Linked DNA regions of Homo sapiens: region 1 is linked to region 2. Evidence: chromatin loops called from intact Hi-C (ENCODE). Cell type or tissue: A673. All regions are shown on one strand. Each heading gives the region's core, and the rest is flanking DNA. Links, peaks and the distances in the headings are about the cores only. Region 1 overlaps LOC105369711 (a long non-coding RNA gene). Region 2 overlaps LOC105369711 (a long non-coding RNA gene).

Region 1 (4,401 bases), core at 90-4,089, 56 kb before region 2:
GACCCCAGTTCCATCTTAGTTCAGTGACTCTGAACTAAGAACCTACTCTAAACTCAGGCTTTAGAAGGCTCATCCCAAGCCAGACCTGACTCCTGAGCTGGCCAGGTAGTGCTAGGATACCCACCCATCCCAGCTAGAGTTCCTCAGACCGGGTTCTACCATAATATGTTGTCTTGAAATGGTTTTGTTTACTTCCACCAAGCACAAGCCAGGAGCTAGAAAATAGAAGGGAGGTCCTACCTGTGTAGCCACTCCAGAACACAAGACAAGGAACCCTCAAGCAGGTTTGTGGGTGAAAATCTTCTGATCTAGGCTTAGATAATCCAGATACTTAGTTAGGAAAGTAACTAAGCCTTGATTGTAACTCACTTTCAGACTCACAGGTCATCTCATTAATCCAATACAGTTGAGTGTCCCTTATCCAAAATTCTTGGGACCAGAATTGTTTTGGATTTCAGGTTTGTTTTTCAAATGGTGGAGTATTTACACTATACTTCCCATTTGATCATTACTAATCTGAAACTCCAAAACCTGAAATGCTCCAATGAGCATTTCTTTTCAGCTTCATCTCAGCACTCAAAAAGTTTCTAATTCTGGAGCATTTCAGATTTCAGAGTTTTGGATTAGGAATGTTCAATCCGTACTTGTATTATGTGTGTTTCTGGCTTTGAAATTTACAAAAAGCTTTTTCATACATTCATCCTATTGATGCCCTTGGGATGGCTTTGTACAAACAATGTCAGGTCAGAGCTGGAAATGCTGCTTTGTGCTCATATGTCCCAGTTTTTCAGTCTTTTTTTTTTAATGTAAAATTTTTAATTTCTGTGGCCACATAGTAGGAGTATATATTTATGGGGCACGTGAGATGTTTTGATACAGGCATGCAATGTGAAATAAACACATCAGGGTAAATGGAGTATCCATCATCTCAAGCATTTATGCTTTTCTTATGTTACAAACAATCCAATTATGCTCTTTTAGTTATTCCAAAATGTACAATGAATTATTGTTGACTGTAGTCACCCTGTTGTGCTATCAATTATTAGATTTTATCTATTCTAACTATACTTTTGCACCCATTAACCATCCCCATTTCCCACCCAACCACACTACTACTCTTCCCAGCCACTGATAACTACCCTTCTACTCTCTATGTCCATGAATTCAATTGTTTTAATTTTTAGATCCCATAAATAAGTGAGAACAAGTGATGTTTGTCTTTCCATGTGAGGCTTATTTCACTCAATATAATGTCCTTCATTCTTTTTTCTTTTTTTATGGCTGAATAGTAATCCATTGTGTCTATGTACTGCAATTTCTTTATCCATTCATCTGTTGATGGACACTTAGGTTGCTTCCAAATCTTGGCTATTATGAATAGTGCTGCAATAAACATGGGAGTGCAGATATCTCTTCAGTACACTGATTTCCTTTCTTTTTGGCATATACCCAGTAATGGGATTGCTGGATTGTATGGTAGCTCTATCTTCAGTTTTTTTGAGGAAACTCCAAACAGTTCTCTATAGTGGTTGTACTAATTTGCATTCCCACCAACAGTGTACGAGGGTTCCCTTTTCTTCACATCCTCCAGTTTCTCAGTCTTATTCAAATGCACATTTATAGGATGTTTTCATATCTAATCTTTGTTTTCACTCTGAAAACAAATCTTATTTTTTCTTTTAACTTTTCATTTCGATTTTTCACTTCTAACATCACCTGTGATTCTCATACATTCCTCCTGGCAATATGACTTTTTCTTTATCCACTTTTCCAGCAGCTACCATATGCCTTCCATTGTGCTAGTTAATCAAAGTAGAGAGACTATTACCAAATAATAGAAGACGTGGGTTCTTTTCATGGGTTGCTCATAAGGGAATTAGGAAGAAGTGGTGACACTAAGCTAGCATTTATGGGTCTCTCTAAAGCATTTTAAATATACTAACTAAATTAATGTTCACAACTACACCATGTGTTTAAATATTATATCTACACAGTTAGATGAGGAAACTGAACAACAGCAAAATGCTTAATTAGCTAATCAACATGCAGCTAAACAGCGAAGCTCAAAGCCACAATTTGAAATGTCAGTCTAACTTCTTAACCAGTTTGTTACACAGTTACTCTGTCTAATGTATAAATAACAAAATAATTGGAGATATATCATAATATGTAATAAAATATTAAATATTATAATCAATACAGGCATGGAAATAAGGAAATCATCACCATTAATTATGTAGTATAATATAGTTTGTATATTTGTCCTCTACAAATCTCATGTTGATATTTGATCCTCGATGTTGGAAGTGGGGCCTAGTGGGAGGTATCTGAGTCATGGGGGCAGATCTCTCATGAATGGCTTGTTGCCATCCTCACAGTATGAATGAGTTCTTGCTCTATTAGCTTCCACAATGATTGATTGTTAAAGAGCCTAGCACCCCCTCCCCCTCTCTTTTCCTCTCTCGCCATGTGAAGCTGCTCTTCCCTGCTTTCTACCATGAGTGGGAGATGCCTGAGGCCCTCACCAGAAGCAGATACTGACATCATGCTTCTTGTACAGCCTGTGGAATCTTCAGCCAGATAAACCTTTTTTCTTTATAAATTGTCCAGCCTCATGTATTCCTTTATGGCAACACAAAAGGACTAAAACATCATATAAGCATCACGAATAAAATGAGGTTGAAAAGTAAGCTGGGATCTCCAAGGAAGGCTTATCTTTGTTTCCCTTTTTCTGAGTGTAGTTGTTAAGCCACAGAAGTTGAAATCTCTACTCTCTTGTCCTGCCTTTGGATGCTACACCCATCACTGTGTTGACACAGCTCTTAAAGGTGCTCGCTTAATCAATGGATCCAGTGACTTTTCCATCCTGACAAGGCCAGTCATTACCATGGATGAGGTCCAGGCTTTCTGAAGTTGCTTCTACCAGCTGTCTTCTCTAGCAGCCAAATGCCATATTCTATCATCAGCCTGGCTGCATAACCTTGCATAAACTACTTAAAAACCTTCTGCCTCAGCTTCTACTTCTATAAAATGGAAATAATATTAGTACCTACTTAACAGGGTTTTGTGAGGATGAGGTGAGCCAATACCTGTAAAGTGCTTTAAATAATCCTGGCACATGAGGTTGAGAAGCAAGCTGGGGTCTCCAACGAAGGCTTTTTTTTTTAACATTAATAAAATATTTAATAAAGAGTAGCTCATTAAATGCACATGGCTCATTAAATGCCACTCTTTATTAATTTTTTTATGATGATTTTCTAAGTGATGTTTCACTCTGCAGTTTGCCTCACATCTCTTCTTCCCACATTTCAGAGATCTTGGCTGAGGTTCAACCATTATTCTTGTATCTTTCTTCCTGTGTCCTCTCTTCCCCAGAAATCGTATCTGCCCCTGAAGTTTCAGTGATTGTTTACATGGGTTCAGTATCCCTTATTTAAAATTCATGAGACCAGAAGTGTTTCAGATTTCAAATAATTTTGGATTTTGGGATATTTGCATTATACTTACTGATTCAGCATTCCTTATCCAAAGATCTGAAATCTAAAATCCTCCAATAAACATTTCCTTGGAGTGTCATGTCAATGCTCAAAAAAAAAAGAAAGAAAAGAGAAAGAGAGAAAGAGAGAAAGAAAGAAAGAAAGAAAGAAAGAAAGAAAGAAAGAAAGGAAGGAAGGAAGGAAGGGAGAAGCAAAGAAAGAAAGAAAGAAGAAGGAAAGAAAGAAAGAAGAAGGAAAGAAAGAAAGAGAAAGAAAGAGAGAGAGAAAGAAAGAAAGAAAGAAAGAAAGGAAGGAAGGGAGGGAGAAGCAAAGAAAGAAGAAAAAGAAAGAAAAAGAAAGAAAGAGAGAAGGAAAGAAAGAAGGAGAAAGAAAGAAAGAGGAAGAAAGAAAGACAGAAAGAAAGAGAGGAGGAAAGAAAGAAAGAGAAAGAAAGAAAGAGGAAGAAAGAAAGAAAGAAAGAAAGAAAGAAAGAAAGAAAGAAAGAAAGAAAGAAAAGAAAAGAAAAAAGAAAATGCCAAAGTGACAAAGGTGATGGGATGTTACTCCCATGATTACATTATGTTATATAACACTCCAACTTAGCAGACTGGAGCAAGAGAGACTCCTTGCTGGCTTGATGAATTAAGCAGTTACATTGGAGAAACCCACACAGCAAAGAACTCCAGACAGGACTGCAACAAAATGTGAGTCCTCAGTTATATAGCCTCAAGAAAATGAATTCTGTCAATAGCCTGGCTGAGCATAGTAGATTCTTTGAGCCTGTTGAGCCTCCTGAGAAAACACAGCCTGATTGATACCTTCATTACAGCCTTGTGTTACCCTCAGGAGAGGACCTTGCTAAACCATGCCCAAACTCTTGGCCCATAGAAACTATGAGATAACAAATGTTTATGTATTGGTTTAA
Region 2 (4,401 bases), core at 288-4,287:
CCTGGAAAATTCCTACTTATCCTCAAAGATCCCCTCAAATGATACTTCCTCTGCAGTCTTCCCCAATCCTGTCTGTCAGGATACAGCAGATACATTTGGTGCCCAGCTGAGATCCCCTTGAAGCTCTCTTTCCATTTCTACACATCAGTCCCCCAGCTCCTGCACAGTTTTGCTTATAACAGTCCTGTCCCTGCACCCAAGACCCTTTTGGGAGTCTGCCCTTGGGCTGCTGGAGTTACTCTGCCTGCATCTAGAGAGATAGAGAGTGCTTGGGAGTTTATGTCTTCCCCCTGTAGGGTAGCTCATAGTCAATAACTGCTTGATGCAGAGTATGAAAGCCTCATGCCCTTTGTCTCCAGTTGAACATACTCTGAGGTGTTATTTAAACTCTGCAACTTCCCTACAGTATCAGACTAAGACTGCAACTTTGCCTAACATTTGCACACTTTCTCAGTTTCTTTTCCTTCCTTGTCCTACTTTCTCCATGCCTTTATTAGCTTTTCCTGGGAGCACTTCCTTAACTGATCATTTATGTAAAAATCCTTGCCTTAAGATCTGCTTCCGGGGAATCCACCTTTTGACATAAGGTAAACTACTTCTTCAGCTATGTATTATCATAGTCACTGTCATAACATTATATGACAGCTACAACATATGTCATCATATCATAACATTATCATGATAGTTGTAACAACTATTTTTCTCCATTACAGATAGCTATTTCATTGTGTTCACAGCAAGTTTATGAACTTCTCAAGCATAGGAACCATGTGATATACTTTTATGTCCTCAGCATATGGCTCAGACCCTTGCACATTGTAGGTGATCAATACTTGTTGAATAAACAAGTGGATTAATGAACCAACTCTTTTTTTTTTCTTTTTCTTTTTCTTTTTTTGAGACAGAGTCTCACTCTGTTGCCCAGGCTGGAGTGCAGTGGCACAATTTCGGAACACTGCAACCTCCTCCTCCCGGGTTCAAGCATTTCTCCTGTCTCAGCCTCCCAAGTAGCTGGGACTACAGGCGTGAGCCACCATGCCCGGCTAATTTTTTTTTTTTTTTTTGAATTTTTAGTAGAGATGGGATTTTGCCATGTTGCCCAGGATAGTCTCAAACTCCTGAGCTCAGGTAGTCCGCCTGCCTCAGCCTCCCAAAGTGCTAGGATTACAGGCGCGAGCCACTGCTCCTGGCCTCAACTCTTCATATGCATTTGAGAGTCATCATAAATAATAAATGGAACAATTGTTTTGGAAATTACTTTTAATAGTGAAATAGAATTTGGGGTTTTCCTCTTTGCTATAAGCAACATAAATGTAAATTCTTTCTTTCATTCTATTCACAGCTTAATCTTCATCTTCACATACTGATGTTTATCCAAAAGTGAAGCTTTCAGAATAGGTTTCCCAACAGCCCAGTTTCTCTCTCCATTTCCCTCCCTCTCAAGTAGACTCACACAGAGGTTCCTGGCCTTCTTACAGAGTTCCCCATCCCTCGACTCCAATATCATCCCTATCATCCCCCCATCTGTCTCCCATTTGGCAGCCCATATGTAGCAGTACCCTTCTTTTCCCCAGAGGAACAGCCAGTCCCTGCTGCTGAACAGTTTGTGACAACACAACTCCAGATCATGGAATGGTCAGCTCTGGGTATAAGCACTGGTTCACCAAACTATAATGGAAGCAGAGAATAAAATAGAACAGTGGAAGCCATTGGTGAGGAGAGTGTAAGAATGGAGCCCTGTAATGGGGTCCTGTGAGGCAAAAGGAGAGAAATGGTGGGAACACCTCCATTTGGAGGATTTATAAATTCAGGCCTCGGACCTAAGATTGGAAAAGGCAGTGACTTCAGTTTATACAACATGTGAGAGCCCTGGTAGCTCTTATTAATGATGTGTTTTGGCTTTGATCTTGATAATATTTTTATCCTATAACACAACTATCATCAGATCACTCTTTGATTTGATGGAGGAAGGAGATAAAGAACATTGCACACCCTTTTAAAAGATGAGATGTAGGAGGCAGAGGAACTGAGATACCAGTGACTTTATTTTTCACTTTTTCCTCTCAGTCCCTCTCTCAATACTCTGTGCATTCTCAAACTTGTGCTGTCCATGAGATTCCCAATTACCACTTGCCATCTAGCATCTAGTCTTTCCTTCTTACTTTGGAAAATGTAACAAATGTTTATAGCATTGTAATTTATATACAAACTTTACTTTTTCACTTTCAAAGTTTTATACCTTATATAAACTTGTTTAAATTGTTCCATCAGTATTTTTTTTCTTTCTATCTATGAAAATTGTGCATTTGAGGTTAAGATAAAACAAATCAAAGTTTTTCCATTGAAACAAATGAAAATAATTTCTTATTTAACAGCTTTGAACTTAATAGCAATGTTTTGGAAATAAATTAATTCATGAACTTGTTTAAATTGTTCCATTAATATTTTTTTCTTTCTATCTTTGAAAATTGTACATTTGGGATTAAGAAAAAACAAATCAAATTTTTTCCATTAAAATAAATGGAAATAATTTCTTATTTAACAGTTTTGAACTTAACAGCAGTGTTTTGGGAAATAAATTAATTTGTAAAGTAAAGGCTAGGTGTACTAGTTTATCCCTCCCACTAGACTCGTAAATTCCATGTGTGACTCATAGTTAACACCAAACAAGATTTCTTGAATAAAATAAAATTTTAAAATATTAGTTACTATTAACAAACTTAGTTACTTAGCAAAAGCTATTAGCTTTGGAAATAAGTGGATTATAAGTCTAAAGGCAAAGGAACTGCATGTAAGCACTGTACTTTAGTTAGTAAAGTTGTTTCCCATGGGAGCATGGGTTGACTATTCTGAAACCACTATATGTATATACTGAAATTGGATAATTAAACATAGATGGTGGATAATTTCATTAACAATTTAACTAGTGCCAGCTCCCTTTTTACATCTGCAGAAGATGTGATTTAGGTGGTGTAACAATCTAAGACTGACAGGACATAGATTGCACACCCAAACAACATTGTTAAGCAGAGTTAATGAAGAGACTATCTATGGTGATGAGGCCAGGACTGAAAAAAAATAATAATAACAGAAGTAGAAACACCAAGAGGCTAGCAACAGCAAGGGTCTGTATCCCTGAAGAGAAAAGGGAATCTCAGATAAGGCTGTGGCTCTAGCAGAGGCTGTAGGAGAGGACCACTGATGGAAACAGTGCCTTCATTAGAGGAAGGCAACCAGTGCCAAGTCCTGGCCAGGAAGGAAGTTGGCTGCAAGGAAAATACTCCAGTCCCTCCCCCCACCACCCTCAAGCCTCCTGCCAGTGGCTCTCATTGGCCAAATGCAAATGAAAGAGAACAAGGAAAGATTCCAGTTGATGAATTCCATATAAATCAATCTCCTGGGCACAGAGAAAAGTGGAAAAGGGTGGAGTGCAGATCTAGCAGGACAAATAGAGAATAACAAGCACATGATTAATCTAATACAGAAAATTGGCTGAGCACACCAAAGACCAAGCCCATTTCTTTCATAAATTTTTCAACTGTTTAACTCTATTTATCTCTGTATCTGGATGAATCAAGTCTTTGGACAGAGGTGTTTTGGGGTTGACTGGTCATAGCTTAGAAGGCATAATACCTAAATAGCTAACTATATGACTGTGTGATATGGAATATTTAAAGAAGCTTCTATCCACCCCAACTGTCCACTGGCAAATTCTGAATACCAGTGTACTTTTAATCATGAGGTCTGAATAAAAAGACAAATACTTTTCATGACCTTGACAGATAGATTGAGATCTTTTTATAAAAAGCTTCAAAACCTATTTAAACTTTTTGTTTGCCATAAAGATCTAGCTAAACTTCCATTTCTCACTCCGTCCCCTTTGTTTTTGCCTAGATGGGGTGAGATGAAAGGAGTTAACTTCACTAAACTCATCTCTTTTGATAAAGACTGAAGACCTTGATCAGGTTTCTTTCTAATACTGTTAATCCAAATTGTCCCACAGCATAAGCTTGTTCTCAAAACAGTTGAAGCTGAATGTTGTTCAGCATTTAAACTGAATCACCACTTGTTTTTAACCAAAGTTATTTTTATTTCAGCCAATTGCCCTTTAAACACTAAACTCAAAGGAAAGTTTGAATTTCAAAAGTAAGAATTGCTCTGACTATAGTGTGCAAGACTTTTGGTCCTCCTCTTCCAGTTTGGCTAGCCTTTCATTTCTCTCTCCTAGCACTTCTGAGAACGAAGAAACTGTATATCTTCATTGTTTAAGATAATCCTCATGCCTCATCACTTGAAGTATATTGTTGCCTAACAAAGACCTACCTTCCCACATTTGTATTTACCTGCTTGTTTTACATCTTCTAACCAGCCAAATAGATGATGGTCACTGTACATTCATAT

Evidence for each region. A loop is a pair of places that touch in the nucleus more often than their neighbours do. Peaks named below come from ENCODE experiments on the same cell type or tissue, not always from the same donor. Only the 100,000 strongest peaks of a DNase experiment are listed, where the experiment ranks them.
Region 1: it touches region 2 in a loop (5-fold over the local background); 1 of 110 quality-filtered maps calls a loop at or near these places.

Annotation. Positions count from the first base shown.
Region 1 is chr12:28,785,359-28,789,759 of GRCh38, reverse strand. All of the region lies in intron 2 of LOC105369711 (a long non-coding RNA gene), which reads left to right. Among named protein-coding and RNA genes, the nearest start is that of FAR2, 360 kb to the left of the region's middle. In A673, for the core only: no CTCF peak of the experiment used is centred there; a DNase peak (open chromatin) is centred at 2,379.
Region 2 is chr12:28,729,296-28,733,696 of GRCh38, reverse strand. All of the region lies in intron 2 of LOC105369711 (a long non-coding RNA gene), which reads left to right. Among named protein-coding and RNA genes, the nearest start is that of FAR2, 420 kb to the left of the region's middle. In A673, for the core only: no CTCF peak of the experiment used is centred there; no DNase peak of the experiment used is centred there.